Linked DNA regions of Homo sapiens: region 1 is linked to region 2. Evidence: read pairs that join two places in POLR2A ChIA-PET (ENCODE). Cell type or tissue: GM12878. All regions are shown on one strand. Each heading gives the region's core, and the rest is flanking DNA. Links, peaks and the distances in the headings are about the cores only.

What was found. ChIA-PET counts read pairs that join two places held together with the same protein. Peaks named below come from ENCODE experiments on the same cell type or tissue, not always from the same donor. Only the 100,000 strongest peaks of a DNase experiment are listed, where the experiment ranks them.
Region 1: POLR2A ChIA-PET joins it to region 2 with 6 read pairs; 4 of 35 experiments call an interaction of 5 or more read pairs at or near these places.

What each region holds. Positions count from the first base shown.
Region 1 is chr4:39,790,216-39,795,593 of GRCh38, reverse strand. No RefSeq gene overlaps it. Among named protein-coding and RNA genes, the nearest start is that of UBE2K, 95 kb to the right of the region's middle. In GM12878, for the core only: no CTCF peak of the experiment used is centred there; a DNase peak (open chromatin) is centred at 3,334.
Region 2 is chr4:39,628,623-39,634,000 of GRCh38, reverse strand. All of the region lies in intron 1 of SMIM14 (small integral membrane protein 14), which reads left to right. Among named protein-coding and RNA genes, the nearest start is that of SMIM14, 7.6 kb to the left of the region's middle. In GM12878, for the core only: no CTCF peak of the experiment used is centred there; a DNase peak (open chromatin) is centred at 2,145; H3K4me3 peaks cover 560 bases; H3K27ac peaks cover 1,918 bases.

The DNA.
Region 1 (5,378 bases), core at 283-5,282, 160 kb before region 2:
GCTGGAGTGCAGTGGCTCACACCTGTAATCTCAGTAGTTTAGGAGGCTGAGGTGGGAAGACTGCTTGAGGCCAAGAGTTCGAGAGCTCCCTGAGCAACAAAGCAAGAACTCCACTCTACAGAAAAAAAAAAAAAATTAGCCTGGCATGGTAGTGCATGCCTGTAATCCTAGCTACTTGGGAGGCTGAGGTGGGAGGATCCCTTGAGCCTAAGTGATTGAGGTTATGATGAGCTATGATCACGCCATTGCACTCCAGGCTGGGTAACACAGCAAGACTCTATCTCTGAAAAAAAACAAAACAAAACAAAACAAAACAAAGAAAGAAAGAAAGACAAGAAAAAAGTAAAAGTCTTCTATTCATACATGACATGATTGTCAACATTAAAAAATATATATAGCCACCAACTGAAGAGGCTCTAGTGGAAACAGTAGCTTCAGGGAATGGTCATGTTTGAGTTAGAAACTGAATGGATAAAGAGATGTGGTGATAGCCATTCTACTCCAAGCTGTTTTTTGTTTTTGTTTTTGTTTTTTTGAGATGGAGTCTAGCTCTGTCGCCTAGGCTGGAGTGCCGTGGCGTGATCTCGGCTCACTGCAAGCTCCACCTCCTGGGTTCATGCCATTCTCCTGCCTCAGCCTCCCAAGTAGCTGGGACTGTAGGTGCCCGCCACCACGCCCAGCTATTTTTTTTTTTCTTTTGTATTTTTAGTAGAGACGGGGTTTCACTGCGTTAGCCAGGATGGTCTCCATCTCCTGACCTCGTGATCTGCCAGCCTCGGCCTCCCAAAGTGCTGGCATTACAGGCGTGAGCCACCACGCCGGGCCTAATTTTTGTATTTTTAGTAGAGACGGGGTTTCACCTTTTTGGCCAGGCTGATCTGGATCTCCTGACCTTGTGATCCGCCCACCTTGGCCTCCCAAAGTGCTGGGATTACAGCCGTGAGCCACCTCGCCCAACCTACTCCAAGCTGTTTACCCAACAGAAATTAAAGCATGTTTCCATACAAAGAAAAAAAAGTTAAAGTTACATGGAATTTTGCTCATGACTGTTCCTAAGAATTTGGGAATGGAGGAAGGAGGCAGATAGGGGGCCAGTTAGTAAGATTAGATAAAGATTAGGAAATACGCAGGGTGCAGTGGCTCACGCCTGTAATCCCAACACTTTGGGAGGCCAAGGCCGGTGGATTGCTTGAGCTCAGGAGTTTGAAACCAGCCTGAGCAACATAGTGAGACCCCTATCTCTACAAAAACTACAAAAATTAGCCTGTTGTGGTGTGCGCCTGTAGTCACAGCTCCTCAGGAGGCTCAGATGGGAGGATCACTTGAGCCCAGGAAGTGGAGGTTGCAGTGAACTGACATCAAGTCACTGCACTCTAGCCTGGGCAACAGAATGCGGCTCTGTCTCAAAAATTAACGAATGAAAAATTAGCCAGGGATATGTGGTGTGTGCCTGTAGTCCCAGCTACTTGAGGGGGCTGAGATGGGAGGATCACGTGAGCCTGGGGTCGTGGCTACAGTGAGCCCTGATGGTTCCACTGCACTCCCGCCTGAGCAACAGAGTGAGACCTTGTCCACCAGCCCCTCCATCAAAAAAAAAAAAAAGAAAATACAGAGTTTTATGCCAAATAACCGGAAAATACTGAAGTGAGTGACCGAGGTAAATTGAGATGAAAAGCATGATTAGTCCCCTAGGCATTGGTAAAGTGGGTAACATTTTCATAGTGGTCTATCCATATAGATAAGACTATACCCCCTATTCCCTACAAGGAATGCTGTGGGTCTCCCTTAAATCCTGTCAGGACAGAAATAAAGTTGGAGGCCAGGTGCGGTGGCTCACGCCTGTAATCCCAGCACTTTGGGAGGCCGAGGTGGGCAGATCACAAGGTCAGGCGTTCGAGACCATCCTGGCCAAAAAGTTAGCCAGGCGTGGTGGCGGGCGCCTGTAGTCCCAGCTACTTGGGAGGCTGAGGCAGGAGAACCGCTTGAACCCGGCAGATTGCAGCGAGCCAAGATCGCACCACTGCACTCCAGCCTGGGCGACAGAGCAAGACTCCGTCAGGAAAGGAAGGAAGGAAGGAAGGGGAAGGAAGGAAGGAAGGGAAAGGAAGGAAGGAAGGAAGGAAGGAAGGAAGGGTTGGAGAAGAAATTTATAGAATTCCTAACAGTCTTATTTTCTTAAAATTCCTTTTTATAGCATCCTGTTTCTATATGGGCCCAATGACTTCTTTGATGTCAATAACTAGATCTCGGTTCACTGCAACCTCTGCCTCCAGGATTCAAGCGATTCTCCTGTCTCAGCCTCCCGAGCAGCTGAGATTACAGGCGCCCACCACCACACCCAGTAATTTCTTTTGTATTTTCAGTAGAGACAGGGTCTCGCCATGTTGGTCAGGCTGGTCTTGAACTCTTGACCTCGTGATCCGCCCATCTCGGCCTCCCGAAGTGCTGGGATTACAGGCGTGAGCCACGGCGCCCAGCCTAGATTTTTGTTTTAATAATTCTGATCCCTAGATTAAGTTTCATCCAGGTTATTTTTCGTCTTGGTTTCTTTTATGTTGAAGGCTCTTCTAAAAAAAATTTTTTTTTTAATTTTTTTTTTATGAGATAGAGTCTTGCTCTGTCACCCAGGCTGAAGTGATGTGGCAACATCTCACCTCACCACAGCCTCGACTTCCCAGGCTCAAGTGATCCTCCAATCTCAGCCTCCCTAGTAGCTGGGACCACAGGCGCACACCACCACCACACCTGGATAATTTCCTGTATTTTTTGTAGAGATGGGTTTTTGCCATGTTCCCCAGGCTGGTCTTCTCAAAGTTTTAATCTTAGTTCCCCTTATGGTTAAGAGTGAGGCACTAAAAGGCTGATTAAGAGCAGTGTGACTGTAAGATAATCATGCAGGGTGGGAATAATTCCAATTTTCAGTTAATTCTTTTTTTTCTTTTTTTTTTGGGGGGGGGAGACAGGCTCTCATTATGTCATCCAGGCTGGAGTGCAGAGGCCACAATCCTCTGCACACATGGAGTGCTGCCTTGATGTCCCGTGCCCAAGCAGTCCCACCACCTCAGCCTTCCAAGTAGTTGGGACTACAGGTGCACGCCATCACACCTGGCTCTTTTAAAAATTTTTTTCTTGAGAAAAGGTCTCACTATTTTGCCCAGGCTGGTCTTGAACTCCTCAGCTCAAGTGATCTGCCCCCTCGGCCTCCCAAAGTGTTGGGATTACAAGCGTGAACCACTGTGCCCGGCCGGGTAGCAAGAGTTTTGGTTTCAGGAAGTTTGAAACCTGGTTTGGTCAGGTTATGCTTTGTTGAGTTCTGGTGAGTTGTATATTACTATTTCTTCAATTGTAAAAAGACTGTAATAAAAAAAGTACTCAATTTGTTTGAAGGATTCAATGAAATAATATGCCATACTGAAAATGCCATCTGATACATTCAACCACACCAAATCTTCACTTAAACACAAATCCCCATTACTTTCACCTTCATATGAACTTTTTTTTTTTTTAAAGACAGGGTCTTGCTCTGTCGCCCAGGCAGGAGTGCAGTGGCGCCCTCACAGCTCACTGTAGCTTTGACCTCCCAGGCTCAAGCAATCCTCACACCTCAGTCTCCATAGTAGCTGGACTACAGGCGTGGTCCACCATCCTCAGCTAATTTCTAAAATATTTTTAGAGATGAGGTCTCATTATGTTGCCCAGGCTGGTCTCAAATTCTTGGGCTCAAGCAATCCTCCCACCTCAGTCTCCCAAAGTGCTGGGATTATAGGTATAAACCCACCATGTCCAGCCATATGAGTATTTTTGAAGAGAATACTTATATTTGCCATGAGTAGTGTGAACCTTTTATATACATGAATGGTTATATATATATACATATATATGCATATATATGTATATATATGTGTATATATGTGTGTATATATATATGTGTGTGTATATATATATATGTATATATATACTTTTTTTTTTTGAGATAGAGTTTTGCTCTTGTTGCCCAAACTGGAGTGCAGTGGCGCGATCTCTGCTCACTGCAACCTCCGCCTTCCAGGTTCAAGCGATTCTCCTGCCTCAGCCTTCCGAGTAGCTGGGATTACAGGTGCCCGCCACCACGCCAGGCTAATTTTTCGTATTTTTAGTAGAGACGGGGGTTTCACCATGTTGGTCAGGCTGGTCTCGAACTCCAGACCTCAGGTGATCCGCCCGCCTCGGCCTCCCAAAGTGCTGGGATTACAGGCATGAGCCACTGTGCCCGGCCATGAGTGGTAATATTTACTAGTACAACATGATGGGGAAATACTGGCAATAAAGGAAGGTTCTGAAGAGTGCCCTTAAGGAAATAATCTGAAATGCATACAGTGGTTTAAGACGGCATTATTTTTTGTTTTATCAAAGGAATATATACATTTTAAAAGTCAAATATTGCTAAAAATATTATTTTAAAAAACAAAAGCATGACTGCTAAGGGATGTTGGGTTTCTTTTTCAAGTAATGAAAATTTCTAAAGTTGATAGTGGTGATAGATACACAACTTCATGAATATACTAAAAGTCATTGAATTAGACACTTTTTTCTCCAGCTTTATTGAGGTATATAATTGGCAAAAATTATGTATACTGTGTACAATATGTCCCAATGTACTGTATACTGTATTTAAAAAATTTTAATTTTGTAGAGTCTCGCTTTGTTGCCCAGTCTGGTCTTGGACTCCTGGCCTCAACGTATCCTTACACCTCGGCCTCCCAAAGTGCTGAGATTACAGGAATAAGCCACTGTGCCTGGCCTGTATTGTACTTTATTTTTTGAGACAGGCTCTCCCAGGCTGAAGTGCAGTGGTGCGATCGCAGCTTACTGCAGCCTGGACCTCCTGGGCTCAGGTGATCCTTTCACAGCAGCCTCCTGAGTAGCAGGGATTACAGGTGCACACCACCACACCCAGCTAATTTTTGTGTGTATATATATAGATATATAGATATCTATATATATACATATATATTATATATAGATATCTATATATATATATTTTTTTTTGATACAGAGTCTCTCTCTGTCGCCCAGGCTGGAATGCAGTGGCACAATCTCGGCTCACCGCAAGCTCCGCCCCCTAGGTTCACACCATTCTCCTGCCTCAGCCTCCGGAGTAGCTGGGACTACAAGCGCCCGCCACCACACCCGGCTAATTTTTTTGTATTTTTAGTAGAGATGGTGTTTCACTATGTTAGCCAGGATGGTCTCGATCTCCTGACCTCGTGATCCGCCTGCCTCAGCCTCCCAAAGTGCTGGGATTACAGGCGTAAGCCACCGCGCCCTGCCCTACTTTTATTCACTGCATTTAAAACATACTTTTTGAAGGTAGTTGAGTACTTACTTGGTTCTTTTAC
Region 2 (5,378 bases), core at 56-5,055:
GCCATTGTGCCACTGCACTCCAGCCTTGCGACAGAGCGAGACTCCGTCTCAAAACAATAAACAAACAAAAAACATTCTGCAAAGACTCCTAGGTCTTGCATTGTTGTATTGAGTGCTGAGAGCCTACCAGGCTTCAAGTAAATTTGTAGCATTTTCTTCTTCCTTTTGTATTACCTGCTCATTCCCCACACCCAAAACCTATTACTTTGTATTCGTTGATACAATCATCAGAGTTCTTCCTACATTTTCTCCTTTGATTTGTGTTTTACTATTTGAATTTAGTGGCGTGATCATGGCTCACTGCAGCCTCAACCTTCTGGGCTCATGCGATTCTCCCACCTCTGCCTCCTGAGTAGCTAGGACCACAGGTCCATACTACCACACTAATTTTTTTTTGTTTGTTTTCTGTAGAGACAGGCTCAGGTTGGTATGGAATTCCTGGGCTCAAATGATCCTTCTGCCTTGACCTCCCAAAGTGCTGGGATTACAGGCATGAACCACTGCATCCAAAGATATTTTAAATAAACAGATTTATTTGAAGTTTTCCTTTAATATTGGGCATGAATGTAGTTTCCAGTTTTTCACAATTATAAATAATATTATGGTGAACCATGGCCTTAAATAGTTAACCTAAAAACTGAATAATTACAGCAGCCAGTCTAATTACAAATAGAAGCTATATTAAAGACTTCTTAATTTTTTTTTTTGAAACAGAGTCTCACTTTGTTGCCCAGACTGGAGTGCAGTGGGGTGATCTCGGCTCACTGTAACCTCTGCCTCCCGGGTTCAAGCAATTCTCCTGCCTCAGCCTCCTGAGTAGCTGGGATTACAGACGTGCGCCACCATGCCCAGCTAATTTTTGTATATTTAGTAGAGACAGAGTTTCACCATGTTGGCCAGGCTGGTCTCGAACTCCTGACCTTAGGTGATCCACCTGTCTGGGCCTCCCAAAGTGCTAGGATTACAGGCGTGAGCCACTGCACCCAGCTGAGACTTCTTAAATTATTTTAATCATAATTCAACAAGTATATATAGCATATATATATATATACATACTTGCATATGCTTAGAAAATGTTACATGAAGTTTTAAAATATTTTTTTAATTTATTTATTTTTGGTATTTTTTGAATTCTAAAATCTTCCTGAGACATAAAGGTTTTTCTTTTTCTTTTGTGTGTGTGTGTGTGTGTGTGTGTGTGTGTGTGTGTGTGTGTGTGTGTGTGACGGGAGTCTCACTCTGTCATCCAAGTTGAAGTGCAGTGGGGCGATCTCGGCTCATTGCAGCCTCCACCTCCCAGGCTCAAGCTACCAACCCACCTCAGCCTCCCTAGTAGCTGAGACCACGCCTGGCTAATTTTTGTATTTTTTGTAGAGTTGGGGTTTTGCAATGTTGCCCAGGCTGGTCTCGAACTCCTGAGCTCATGCAGTCCACCTGGCTTCGCCTCCCAAAGTGCTGGGATTACAGGTGTGAGCCATTGCACCTGGTCAGACATGAAGGTTTTTTTTTTTTTTTTTTTTTTGAGACGGAGTCTCGCTCTGTCAGTAGGCTGGAGTGCAGTGGCCCGATCTCTGCTCACTGCAACCTCTGCCTCCCGGGTTCAAGTGATTCTCCAGCCTCAGCCTCCTGAGTAGCTGAGATTACAGGCGCGTGCCACCATGCCCAGCTAATTTTTGTATTTTTAGTAGAGACGGGGTTTCACCATGTTGACCAGGATGGTCTTGATCTCTTGACCGCCTGCCTTGGCCTCCCAAAGTGCTGGGATTACAGGCATGAGTCACCGTGCCCAGCTGACGTGAAGATTTTTAATAGAAGCTATCTCTGAGGAGAGGAAAGTACCTGCATTTTTCCATTTTTTTTTAACTTTTGGTATTTAAATTTTAAATTATAAATGCATATTTTATTTTTAAAGAATTAACTCTTTGGAAAAGTACATTTTTCTAAACTAAACCAATTTTTAGGTGTATAGTAGGGCTTACATATGTATTTGATAACATTTACGACCTCTGTTCTTTTGTTTTGGAGAAAGTTACCTTCTTATTGCTTATTTTCATATTGAATTTTCATTTCCTTTTTTTTTTTTTAAATTTAGGCCAAAGCACAGATGTGTCTCAGCTTTGTAAAAATACAGAATGACAGAATGAAGCTGGTTTATGCCTGACTGCACTCATTGACAAGTATTACAAGTGCAGAGCTTTCAAAATTTAATAGCTAATAAAAGTATTTCAAATTGAATTAGGGATGCAGTAAGCATCTTCCTGGTATATGCACCAGACTTAGAAGTCAGTGTTCTGGCTGCTATCATCTTTTATCTTTTAACATATTTATTTTTTTTTTTTTTTGAGACGGAGTCTCGCTCTGTGGCCCAGGCTAGAGTGCAGTGGCGCAATGTCGGCTCACTGCAAGCTCCGCTTCCCGGGTTCATGCCATTCTCCTGCCTCAGCCTCCCGAGTAGCTGGGACTACAGGTACCTGCCACCATGCCCGGCTAATTTTTTTGTATTTTTAGTAGAGACGGAGTTTCACCATGTTAGCCAGGATGGTCTCGATCTCCTGACCTCGTGATCCGCCCGCCTTGGCCTCCCAAAGTGCTGGGATTATAGGCATGAGCCACTGCACCCGGCCACAACATAGTTTTTAAAAACAAGTTTGCTCTTTTTTTTTTTTTTTGAGATGGAGTCTCACTCTGTCACCCGGGCTAGAGTGCAGTGGCACGATCTCAGCTCACTGCAACCTCCACCTCCCGAGTTCAAGCGATTCTTGTGCCTCAACTTCCTGAGTAGTTGGGATTACAGGCACCTGCCACCATGCCCGGCTAATTTTTGTATTTTTAATAGGGACGGGGTTTCACTCTGTTGGCCAGGCTGGTGTCGAACTCCTGACCTCAAGTGATCTGCCCACCTCAGCCTCCCAAAGTCCTGGGATTACAGCTACCATGCCCTGGCAAAAACAAGTTTGCTTTTTATACAATATATATTTTGCTGCTTTGTTACTCTTGGGAAAGGTAATGTAGAAGAAACTGACTTGCTTGAAATTTTGAACAGACTTTTAAAATCTGTTTGTTTATTTTATTTGTTAATCCTTGCTTGCTTGCTTGCTTTTCTTTCTTTCCTTCTTTCTTTTTTTTTTTTTTTGACAGGGTTTTGCTCTTGTTGCCCATGCTGGAGTGCAGTGGCACAGAGCATAGTCTCGGCTCACTGCAACCTCCACCTCCTGGGTTCAAGCAATTCTCCTGCCTCAGCCTCCCAAGTAGCTGGGACTACAGGCACCCACCACCATGCTCAGCTAATTTTTGTATTTTTAGTAGAGATGGGGTTTCACCATATTGGCCAGGCTGGTCTTGAGCTCCAGGCCTCAGGTGATTCGCCTGCCTTGGCTTCCCAAAGTGCTGGGATTACAGGTGTGAGCCACCGCGCCTGGCCCAATAATTGCTTTCTTTATCACAGTAGTTCTAAGCATTTTTCCCAGTATGACTAATGATGTTTATGCGCATCTTTGTGCACATGTCATCTCAGCTATGATATGGAAGAAAGAGGCTGTGAGTTACTTAGTTTGGAGAGCAGTAGCCATAGTCCGCTTCTTTCATTTTTATTTTAATTAGAAACAGGGTCTCTGTCACACAGGTTGGAGTGCAGTGGTGTGATCATAGCTCACGGTAGCCTTGAACTCCTGGGCTCAAGTTATCCTCCCTTCTCAGCCTTCTGAGTAGCTGGGACTACTACATAAGAAGGCACATGCTAGCATGCCTGGCTAATTATTAAAGTTTTTTGTAGAGACGGTTTCACCACCTTGGCAGGCTGGTCTCAAACTCCTAGGCTCAAGCAATTCTTCTGCCTCAGCCTGTCAGAATTGGTTTTACAGGTGTGAGCCACTGCGCTCAGCACTCTGCTTCTTTCTGCTCAGAGAAATCATATAGACAAGCATGTGAATGAAATATTAAGGAAAAGTCTTGATTCTGTTGTAATTTATTTAGATAACATTCATCTTTAACAAACTGGTACCATTGCTTGTAATATACCTCTCAAGTTTAGAACACACCAGTATTTTGTAATACAGCTGTTAAAAACTGCTTTCTGGCCAGGTATGGTGGCTCATGCCTGTAATCCCAGCAATTTGGAAGGCTGAGGTGGGGAGATCACCTGAGCCCAGGAGTTCAAGACCTACCTGGGCAACACATCGAGACCCCCTCTCTCTACAAAAAAGTAAAAAAATTGGCTGAGTGTGATGGCATGCACCTGTGGGCTCAGCTGCTCCGGAGCCTGAGGTGGGAGGATTGCTTGAGCTGGGGAGGCTGAGGCTGCAGGGAGCTGTGATCACGCCACTGCACTCCAGCCTGGGCAACAGAGACCCTATCTCAAAACAAAAACCTACTGCTTGCTTAACATTTATAAGCGAAGCCATTGTGGTGGCACACACCTGTAGTCCTAGCTGCTTGGGGGGTTGAGGTGGGAAGATGGCTTGAGCTCAGGAGGTCAAGGATGCAGTGAGCCATGATTACACCACTGCACTACAGCCTGGGCAATAGAGACCCTGTCTCCAAAAAAAAAAAAAATCATTTATAAGTTACTTGTATGCACTATTATGTGGGATCAACATAGTATGGAATATATATATATATGTATCTTTTTTTTTTTTTTTTTTGAGACAGAGTCTTGCTTTGTCACCCAGGCTGGAGTGCAGTGGCACGATCTCGGCTTGCTGCAACCTCTGCTTCCTGGGTTCAAGCGATTCTCCTGCCTCAGCCTCCCAAGTAGCTGGGATTACAGATGTGCACTACCACGCCCAGCTGATTTTTGTATTTTTAGTAGATATGGGTTTCCACCATGTTAGCCGGGCTGGTCTCGAACTCCTGACCTCAGGTGATCCACCCAGCTTGGCCTCCCAAAGTGCTGGGATTACAGGCCTGGCCTGGAATTTTTATATTTTCTGTTAAATTTTTCTGTTTCTGATTTATGGAAAACATTTTCCTGGTCGGGCACAGTGGCTCACGCCTGTAATCCCAGCACTTTGAGAGGCTGAGGCAGGTGGATCATCTGAAGTAAGGAGTTCGAGACCAGCCTGTCCAACATGGCAAAACTCCGTCTCTACTAACCATATAAAAACTAGCTGGGTGTGATGGCACGCACCTGTAATCCCAGATACTTGGGAGGGTGAGGCAGGAGAATCACTTGGACCCAGGAGGTGGAGGTTGCAGTGAGCTGAGAATGTGCTGCTGCACTCCAGCCTGGGTGACAGAGGGAGACTCCGGCTCAAAAAAAGAAAAAAGAAAAAAAAAAAAAAAGAAAAACATTTTCCTGAGTTTTTGTTTGTTTGTTTGTTTGAGACGGAGTCTCGCCTTGTCACCCAGGCTGGAGTGCAGTAGTGTGATCTCGTCTCACT